2 separate regions of the Homo sapiens genome follow, and region 1 is linked to region 2. Evidence: chromatin loops called from intact Hi-C (ENCODE). Cell type or tissue: endothelial cell of umbilical vein. All regions are shown on one strand. Each heading gives the region's core, and the rest is flanking DNA. Links, peaks and the distances in the headings are about the cores only. Region 1 overlaps SYNJ1 (synaptojanin 1). Region 2 has its middle 14 kb from the start of EPCIP.

Region 1 (5,391 bases), core at 253-5,252, 140 kb before region 2:
CATGGTGGCACACACCTGTAGTCCCAGCTACTCAGGAGGCTGAGGTGAGAGGATCTCCTGAAACCAGAAGGCAGAGGCTGCAGGGAGCTGAGACTGCACCACTGCACACCAGCCTGGGCAACAAAGTGAGGCCCTATTTCAAAATAATAAAAATAAAAATAAAATGAAATATTTAAAAGATATTTAATTATAAACTTTAATTTTAAAAAGAAAATTTAAGAGTTCAACGTTAAGAATAATTTTTAATTAATGTTCCAATTCAAAGAACAGAGAAACAGAACAGTCAAACCTTTGAACTTCACTTCCATTGAAATAAAAAAATCCATAATCTAGAAACTTCTGGACTTGAGGTTTAAGAACACTATGTAATTTTTCTGCCTTTCCTCCCTTAACCATTTGATGATAGTCAAAATTCACCATCTGGATATCAGCAGCATGTTCAGAAGCTTTCAAATGACTCTGAAAGTAAAAAGGCAAATATTCATCTAAATGAAAGTAAAAAGGCAAATATCCATCTAAATATTCATCACATTTCATTGACACTGGCAATAAATCTTTTCCCTAAAGCCTCAAAAACTATCCCTGAGAGATACGGTGACACAATTAACATCAGTGTACTTAAATAATATTCTCATCTGGCTTAGGAAATAAAAAATTATTTCCAATTGCCAGCATTTTATTTTTACAACACAAACTTACTATTTAGACCTATTATAGAATCTCAAAGTCATCTAAGACAAAGCCTATCAAAGACTGAAAGATTCATATTTTATAACTTCATTCAATACATACAAATATTCTTAAATTTTACCATAAAGTCACTCTGTAAAGTATAATCTGTTTATTAACAATATTTATTTCACCAGATTAAAAAAATAGCTATAAAATCAGGATGCTTTTGGACTTAGGAGATTGAACTTTAGAAAATGTTTTCTAACAATCTTGTTTAAGTTTATAATCTTATGTAACAACATAATTTATATTAATTCATTATTAATTCAATAAGTGTTCATTAAAATATTTTTTCTTTAGAAGTCAGGCAATTTTGGGGTTCTTTTTGACATGAAATTCTCAAGTTTTCTCTCATCAGTACAAGAAGGTATAGCGTTGCATGTATATAAATGCATCATTCACAATTCCATAGGTGAAAAACAATGACTATGGTTCTAGGAAGCAGGCAAAGCAATCAACAGATGAAGAAGGAAACTGCTATTTCTCTACTAGTGACAGATAAACATTTTTGGCAAGGAGGGTATTTTTCTGTTTCTCTACAAAATAAAAAAGCAGATTAGAAAACAGTGTCATTTGCATTGAAAGCTTTTTAGAATCCCAATTTCAGCAACATTAGCCTAAATTGTTTCTTAATAGACCCAAAGAGTTCAAGTTTCCAACAAGTACCCAACCTTTTTCTTGGAAGTAATTTACTTCCTGGAAGAATCTGATTACTGTATTATTTTATTTTTTAATACCATTCTAGGTGTCCATGGGCCAGAATGAAATAAGAAATGACCATACTTACCTGGAAAGCTTTACTTAGCATATGTTCACCTTCCTTAGATCCAAGCAAATTTACTATTATTTGTTTACCATATAAGTTCTTAAGTGTTCTAAAATGCCTATTTAAGAAAGAAAGGAAATAAATACATGTCAAATAAGAAGCCCAATTTTTTCAATAAACAATAATCCATTATTAAATATAACTTACATGGCAGTATTTTAAACACAGAATTGGAAAACTGGGTGCGAATTCATTGTACATGGTCTCAAAGCCGAATTTACGAAAACTCATGAATGCAACTTCCTCTCTGACTTATGGGTACTGAGACTTCCACCCCTGTTGGAGCTGTGGAGGCATCCAGCTTCTGCCCACTCTGTGAGGCTGGCACCAGACAAGACAGACACCAGCCATAAGCTTGACTGGAAAGGCAGTAAGGGCAGATGGCAAAGGGCTGCTGCTCACATGTGAGGACATCACCTACTCCGTTGAGTATTCAGAGGGACCTCCTTACTAGCTCCAGTCTTCAGAAAAATGGGCCCCAAATACGAGTCTTTTCTCTTTCCAGCTTCTAACCATTCCAGAAACTATGTAGAGCAATGCCACACAAAGAAATGTAACATAAACCACACCTATAATGTTAAATTTTCAAGAAGGTGCATTTATAAACATGAAATTAATTATACTTTCTTTAACTCAACATGTCTAAAATATCATTTCAACATGTAATCAATATAAAACAACTACAGTTAACCTTTCAACAACACAGGTTTGAACTGTGCAAGTCCACTTATATATGGATTTTTTTCAACCAAAGAAGAATCAAAACTACAGTATTCCTGGCATGCAAAACCCATGAATATGAATGATGACTTTTCATAAGCATGGGTTCCACATGGCCGACTGTGGGACTTGAGTATGCACAGATTTTGGTATGTGAGGGTAGAACCAATACTCTGAGTATACCGAACATGATTTTACTAATGAGATACCTTACATTCTTTTTTATTTTTTAAGGCAGTCTTTGAAATCTAGTGTGCATTTTATACTTGCAGCACATCTCAACTGAGACTAGTCACATTTCAAGTGCCCAGTAGCTACATGTGGCTAGTGGCTGCTATACTGGACAATGCGCCCACAGAGGAAGTTTTAAGGTCAAGAGATCAAGACCCACACTTCCAGCACTACCACCCCCAGAAGTCGTAACACTAGGTGTCACTGTCTTTCAATTAAATTAGGAGTCAGAGGAATTTTATTTAAAGCCAAAAAAGTTTGAAGTGAATCAGTAAATACAAGCAGTCCCACTGCTTAGCAATATCAAAACTTAAAGCACTATGTAAAAATTGTCTTACCTGTCAAAAGCAGGTGCATTGGCTTCAAATCCCCTTGACATACGGACACGATGAGATCCCACCTTAGACAAGAAAAATATATTTAATCAAACCAAAAACCAACATATAGACGAAAGAAATATCACTGCTTACAATATCTAACAATTTCTTTGCTGAACACACAGTCGTTAATCAAATAACTGATTTCCATTCATGATATGCTTTTAAAAAAACAAGTTCCAGGGAATTTCCACCCTCCACCTTTATTTTTAAAAAACCAACCTCATCAAAAAAAGAAGTTACATCATTATGAAATACTCGTAAACTAGTAGGAATTTTTATTGATGAAAACTATTTTTAAAGGTGTTTTCATATATGGTACTTTGTTTTAAGTTCAAACTACATGCCCTGTGTAACAGATACTATTACCATTTGGGTAATTAAAAAAACCAAAATACCAACAGGTAAAATAACTTGCTATCTGAGATCAACATAACCAATTCCAAAAGAGATTCAGATGAGACTTTATGTCTCTGACCTAAATTCCTACTCCTCCAAGCTGCCTACCAATACAAATGTCTATGTGTTTTCTTCTCTACTATGTTGAATATTCTATTCACACCAAAGTTCCACCAAATTGAGAATATCATTCCTTCCTGGAAAAGCAGACTTTCCAAGTCAACCTTGCCATCACCCAATTATAGTATTTGCACATTTTGCAGAATCAGGAATTTTGGGTTAAGCAAATTAAACAAGATGGAAAATATCTACCTATTGTATATTGTTATAATTTTTCTTTTCTTACACAGGAGAATAGCAGAGAGATGAGGCATAATTGAGAAAGATATAACATGCCAAGAAGAAATATATAGGTGAGACCAGATTATTTCCCTGAACTTCAATTTAAACATTTCTCTCTGAGACGTTGGAATGAAGGTTGCCCAATCACAACAAGGATCACTGAGGGGGGGCAAAAAAGTTGCCCAAAATTCATTCTTGCTAACCTGTGAACAAAGTGCTTTTTTTTGTGGGGGACGGAGTCTCACTCTGTTGCCAGGCTGGAGTGCATTGGCGTGATCTCGGCTCACTGCAACCTCTGCCTCCCGGGTTCAGGCGATTCTCCTGCCTCAGCCTCCCGAGTGGCTGGGACTACAGGCGCCCGCCACCACGCCCAGCTAATTTTTGTATTTTTAGTAGAGACAGGGTTTCGCCATGTTGGCCAGGATGGTCTCAATCTCTTGACCTTGTGATCTGCCCGCCTCAGCCTCCCAAAGTGCTGGGATTACAGGCATGAGCCACCGCGCCCCGCGCAAAGTGCTTTTAAAGAGGGTGTAAAAGGGGGGTTGTCAAATCAGTCATGTAATTGGACAAGTAAAACCAGAAAATAAACTCTAATATGCTCATCCAATTCCAAAACTGAATTAACAGTACAGTATTATCATTCATTAAGCATTATCCCTCACTGCACTAAGTCAGATAATCTAATGAGTATTCTGATAACCAGGGGATTCTCTCTTTAATTTTTAAATAAGAAATCAATTAGCCTAATGTCACATCTGTGTTCAATTTCATTTTATGGTACTTAATAATATTCATAAAAGTTTAAAATTTGAAAGACGTATGTCCCAGGACATTAAGCATTTTAGACTGCAGAAAACTCACAAGTTGATACTTTTTCTTTGGAGTAATCCCAGATTAATTGCCTATCACTCCATACAAGTTCAAAACTTAGCATTTTTGTTTACTGATTAACATTTATTTTGCATAGTACTGCAACGGTGCATAAGGTGAAAAAAATCCAGTTTTCATGTCTTCCAGGTAATGCCTATGGTTGTTTTCCACCACTCTGTTCCCCAACACATATATACATTCAGCTATGTATCACAGCTCTCATAGCAATATACTGGCTAGACTAGATTAGATTTCTGTTTTTGTGTTATTAGAGACAGGGTCTCACTCTGTAACCATGCTGGAATGCAGTGGTGCAACCATAGCTCACTGCAGCCTCGACCTCCTGGGCTCAAGGGATCCTCCCACCTCAGCCTGCTGAGTAGCTGAGACTACAGGCACACGTCACCATGCCCGAATGATTTTTATTTTTTTATTTTTTTGTAGAAATATGGGTCTATGTTGCCCAGGATGGTCTTGAACTCCTGGTCTCAAGTAATCCTCCCATCATGGCCTCCTAGACTAGGTTTTATTACTCAATGTTGAAAGAAAAGTTTTACAATAACAGAGCTATTGCCAATCGTGATAAAAGTAGCACTCCAGAAAGTGTTAAGGCTTTAAATAACCATAACTTTACCCAATTAAAAAAAAGTTGCGGCCAGGTGTGGTGGCTCATGCCTGTAATCCCAGTACTTGGGGAGGCCGAGGCAGCTGGATCACCTGAGGTCAGGAGTTCGAGACCAGCGGATCACCTGAGGTCAGGAGTTTGAGACCGGCCTGACCAACATGGTGAAACCTTGTCTCTACTAAAATACAAAAATTAGCTGGGCATGGTGGCACATGCCTGTAATCCCAGCTACTCGGGATGCTGAGGTAGGAGAATCACTTGAAGCCGGG
Region 2 (5,391 bases), core at 82-5,081:
TGCGACCCATCACACGAGGTCAGGTGAGAAATCTTCCACTTGTGGCATCATGTTGGTGCTTAAAATTTTCAGATTTTGGAGTATTTTGGATGTGAAATTTTAAGATTAGGGATGCTCAGCCTGTCATAGATGGTGCAGCCACCTCGGAAAACAGTCTGACAGTTCCTTGAAAGGTTAAAGATAGAGTTACCATATGACCAGGCAATTCCACTGGGAGGTATGTACCCAAGAGAAGTGAAATACATGTTCACACAAAAACTTGTACATGAATGTTCATAGCAACATTATTCATCATACCCCAAAGTGGTGACAACCCATGTCCATCAACTGATGAATAGATAAATAAAATGTGGTATATCCACACAATGGAATATTATTCAGCACCGAAAAAGAATGATGTACTGATACATACTGCCACATGGATAAACCTTGAAACATTATCTAAGTGCAAAATGCCAGTGTGAAAGCACCACATATGGTATGATTTCATTTATATGAAATGTCCAGAATAGGAAAATCCATAGAGACAGAAAATAGATTGGTGATTTCCTAGGGCTGGAGGTGAGATGAAATGGGGAATGACTGCTAATGGGCATGGGTTTATTTTTGGGGTGATGAAAAGCTTCTAAAATTGATTGTGGTGATGGTTACACAATTCTGTGAATACACTAAAACCAACGAAGTTTGCACTTTACATGGGTGAATTGTGTAGTATTTGAATTATGTCTCATTAAAGCTGTAAAGAAGAAGTAATTGAAGAAATCAGAAAGGAAATGTATTAGATAAACAGAACTGATAGGCTATATATAGATGTAAAGAAAGGGATTTATTATGAGGGATTAGCTCACATAATTGTGGAGGCTGAGAAGTCCCTCCATCTGCCATTTGGAAGTTGAAGGTCCAGGAAAGCCAGTGGTATAGTTTCAGTCCCAGCCCAAAAGCCTGAGACCCAGAGGAACCAATGATGTGAGTCTAAGTCTGAGCCCAAAGACCCGAGAAGCTGGAGAGCTGATGTCCAAGGGCAGAAGAAGACGGATGTCCCAGCTGAAGCAGAGAGAGCCAATTCACCCTTCCTCCATCAGCTATTTGCTTGTTAATCCTGATTGTGCAAATAGCTCAGTGTGCAAAATATATGTCTAAGAGGGAGAGGAGGCTGGGCGCGGTGGCTCACGCCTGTAATCCCAACACTTTGGGAGGCCGAGGCGGGCGGATCACGAGGTCAGGAGATCGAGACCATCCTGACTAACACGGTGAAACCCTGTCTCTAATAAAAATACAAAAAATTAGCTGGGCATGGTGGTGGGCGCCTATAGTCCCAGCTACTCGGGAGGCTGAGGCAGGAGAATGGCGTGAACCCGGGAGGCGGAGCTTGCAGTGAGCCGAGATCGTGCCACTGCACTCCAGTCTGGGCAACAGAGCGAGACTCCGTCTCAAAAAAAAAAAAAAAAAAAAAAAAAGACGGAGAGGACACACAGGAGATCTGGGCGACGAACTAGCTCTGTTATTTAAACAACCATTGTAAAAGTTGTTTATGTATCCAGGTGGAGAGCCACTGATGAGGGAACTTGCTGGGCTTAGTTTCTGAGTCTCCACCAAACCTGTGCCTTCTGCTAAGCTGGGGATCTGCTAGCTGCCTACTAAAGGACGGGTGCCTGGAATCCACTGACAGTTTCACATACGGTGTGTTCTGGGGCATCAGCCACCTAGCTGGGGAGAGGGCCCTGGCTCAGAAGACTATGAGGGTGCACAGGAATAACTGGGGCTCCGTCACCCAAGGGAGGGTGCCTGTAGGACTCAGTTTAAGGGACAGTTTCAACCTCCTGGTGCCATCTTTCACTTATGTCCCACACTTCCAGTTAGTCTTGTGCCTCATCTAAATAACCACACCCTGATATTTGCCAAACTGGACCATGAGCATCCCCTCAGATTCTGCTTCAAACCATAGCTGAGCAGGCAACTCCGTATAGGCCCCAAGGCATGTGTATTTCTGATCAAGTCCTCCACCTACTGGTGACACTTGATTCTCACGTCCCTAGGGTTTACCAACAACACTTGTCTTTCCAGACTGTTCTATTAGAGTGTATGCTGACACTCCTCCATAACGACAACAACAAAAAATTAATGCCTGTTAGAGGCGCTATCCATGAAGCAGCAACAGGAGACTGACTGCTTTTGCTATGAGCCAGAGTCTGATGTGATAAAACCAGAAACAAAAACCAGCCTCTTGTCTTGGTGAAAAAGGGGGCCACTAGGCAAAAGGATGGCGAGAAAGGCCACCTGCATTCCTCATTCAAATTCTTCCTCATTCCTTGATTTCTCTCAACAGGTAGCCATCAAATCTGAGATTCGGTGTTGTTATAAATCTCTTCAAGAATATTGGGGAAGAGGCTGGGCATGGTGGCTCACGCCTGCACTTTGCGCCTCCCAGCACTTTGGGAGGCTGAGGAGGGCAGATCATGAGGTCAGGAGTTCAAGACCAGCCTGGTCAACATGGTGAAAACCCGTCTTCTACTAAAAATACATAAATTAGCTGCGTGTGGTGGCAGGAGCCTGTAATCCCAGCTACTTGGGAGGCTGAGGCAGGAGAATAGCTTGAACCCGGGAGGCGAAGTTTGCAGTGAGCTGAGATCATGCCACTGCACTTCAGCCTGGGAAACAGAGTGAGACTCCATCTTAGAAAAAAAAAAAAGGACTATTGGGGAAAAAATAGCAAACCCTGGACATTTCAGATCACTAAACTACCCCTTGTGTGACTTGCTCAAAATAATGTTATTACAAACTCATGGAATATTACTGGCTTTAGGCGATGACACAGTTGCAGTAATGTTCTGATTTGATTATTCAGAAATGAAATTTATGGTTTAAATTTCATCCAGGATTTATAGAATTTAAAAAAGTTATTCTTCAGTATTTGAAATACCACTTTGCCAAAGCAGAAAAGCCATAAATGTGTTAAACTGGCTAAGAAAATTAAGATGGCAGTAATACATTTTCTAATAAAAATCATAGCATAATAGCAAAATTACTGCGGAAAACCACAGTTATTGTGGCAAAGACATAAAATGTTACAGCTGCAATAATATGCTATTTGTTTTGGCAGGAGAATAAGAATACTGTACATTGCAGTTTTTCAATATTGGAAAAACATAAGAAAATACTATAAACTTAAAAGACTATTTTTTAAAAATGAAGAAGTGCATGAATGATTTTAAATTTTGAGCATATAAAAGAGTCTTGCTGCAAAGTCTATTGAACTCCTGAGAAGACTCTGTTTTGCTGTTTCTGATTTGCCAGTATCCTACCAGAAAACTATGCCTCCCAATAGAAAAAGAACACATAATCCTGTCTGTATTTGAGGGTTCAAGCCTGGAGATTCCGCCCCCTTGGTCGGTTGATTTTTATTGGAAACCCAAGATGCACCTGCCTGTGGAATGCATTTCAGAATGTGGAAGTACAGCAGGAAGAAAGCAGACAAGAACACAATCCCATGGTATTCTTGGTTAGGGACAGCTTGGGGGTCAGTGGGGGAGACATACACAGATTAAATGATTAATAGAGTAATTCAGCTTATTTACATTAGTCTGGTTTTTTACATGAGGGGCTCACAAATTCTTAATTTGTCCTTTCTTTATTATATTTTTCTTTTTTGCTATCTTTCAATATTGATTATCCATTTCTTCCCTTAATTACTAGACTTTCTGAACTTTTAAAAACATATATCTTCCAACTGGAAAGTATCTGTCCCTTATAACAACTACCAGTACTACTCATAAAACAACAAAAACCCATATAGCACTTAATAAGTGTCAGTCAGTATTTTAAACAGTTTATGCATATTATTCATTTAATCCTCTCAATGACCCTGTGAGAAGGTGCCATTATTCTCCTTATTTTTCATACGTGGAAAGTAAAGAGTAGGGAGAAACTGTCCAAGCTCACACAGCTAGTAAGTCATAGAGCTGAGACTGGAACCCAGATAGCCTGGCCCCAGAGTCCTTCACTATTCTGAATTTATAAAGATATTTTTGATATTTTCTTCCCAAAGTTTTAAAGCTTTCCTTTTCACATTGGAGTTTTAAATCTATCTATAATTAATTTTGAGTATGGCATGATTTAGGTATAACTTTTTATATGAAAAACTAATTTTCCCAGTTCTATTTATTGATATGCAAATATAAAATGTCTCTCTTTCTCTCTCTATATATATATCTGAGGTTGTTTTTGAGTGCTTTATATTCTTGCTTTGGTCTGAAAATTCACAGGTTGAAATTCTAACTCTTGAGACGATGGTATTAGAAAGCAGGGCCTTTGGAAGGCGATTACGTCATAAGGGTAGAGCCTTCAGGAATGGGACTTAGTGCCCTTAGAAGAAGCTGAGAGACCAGCGTTTTCTCTCTTCCATCATGTGAGGACACAGCAAGAAGGCACCATCTATGAACCAGAAAGTGCCCCTCACCAGACATCAAATCTGCTGGCACCTTGATCTTGAACTTCCAGCCTTTAGAACCATGAGGAATAAATGTCTGTTTTTATAAGTCATCCAATAGGTGATGTTTTGTTATAGGGCCTGAGTAGTCTTAGACAGTTACAGATGATTCGCTCTCACTGACTGTTGAATATTATTCTAAGTGTGGATATTACACAATTTATTTACCCATTCTACTATTTTAATTTTATTTTTTTTAATGTTTGAGACAGGATCTTGGTCTGTCACCCAGGCTAGAGTGCAGTGGCACAATCATGGTTCACTGTATCCTCCAACTTCTGGGCTTAAGGGTTCCTACCACCTCAACCTCCTGAGTAGCTGGGACTACAAGAATATGCCAACATGCCCAGCTAATTTTTCATCTTTAAAAAAAAATTATTTTGTAGAGTGGGATCTCACTATGTTGCCCAGGCTAATCTTGAACTCCTGGGCTCAAGCGATCCTTCTGCCTTGGCCTCCTAAAGTGCTGGGATTATAGGCGTGAGCCACTGTACCTAGTCCCATTCTACTATAGATGGGCATGTGGGTTGTATCCAGTTCTTTTACTATTATAAATAGTGAAGCCATGAACATTCTCCTAAATGTGTTTTGGTGAACATGTATATACATTTCTGTTGAGTATACATCCAAGATTGAAATTGCTGGGTCACAGACTACACATATGTTTCTGCTTTAGTAGATGTCGCCTGACAGTTTTCTAAGGTGGGTGGGCCATTTTACACCCCGACCAGTAGTATATGAGGGTCCCCGTTGTTCCTCACTCTTGCCCACACTTGATAGTGTCTTCTTCCCTTTAGTCATTCTTGTGTACACAATTGTGGTCCTAGGTGACATTTTCTTGATAACTATTTGAAGGCTATCTTCTTTGTGTGGTGACATAATTGCTCATAATTCTGCCCATTTTT

The links. Peaks named below come from ENCODE experiments on the same cell type or tissue, not always from the same donor. Only the 100,000 strongest peaks of a DNase experiment are listed, where the experiment ranks them.
Region 1: a loop joins it to region 2, with 14 times the contacts of the local background. A loop is called at or near these places in 9 of 110 quality-filtered maps.

Annotation. Positions count from the first base shown.
Region 1 is chr21:32,685,459-32,690,849 of GRCh38, forward strand. It overlaps SYNJ1 (synaptojanin 1), which reads right to left. Exons shown (of 33, transcript NM_203446.3): 7 at 2,848-2,909; 8 at 1,520-1,616; 9 at 290-459. Among named protein-coding and RNA genes, the nearest start is that of SYNJ1, 40 kb to the right of the region's middle. In endothelial cell of umbilical vein, for the core only: no CTCF peak of the experiment used is centred there; a DNase peak (open chromatin) is centred at 2,673.
Region 2 is chr21:32,824,779-32,830,169 of GRCh38, forward strand. No RefSeq gene overlaps it. Among named protein-coding and RNA genes, the nearest start is that of EPCIP, 14 kb to the left of the region's middle. In endothelial cell of umbilical vein, for the core only: a CTCF peak has its summit at 2,003 (motif pointing left); a DNase peak (open chromatin) is centred at 2,003; H3K27me3 peaks cover 290 bases.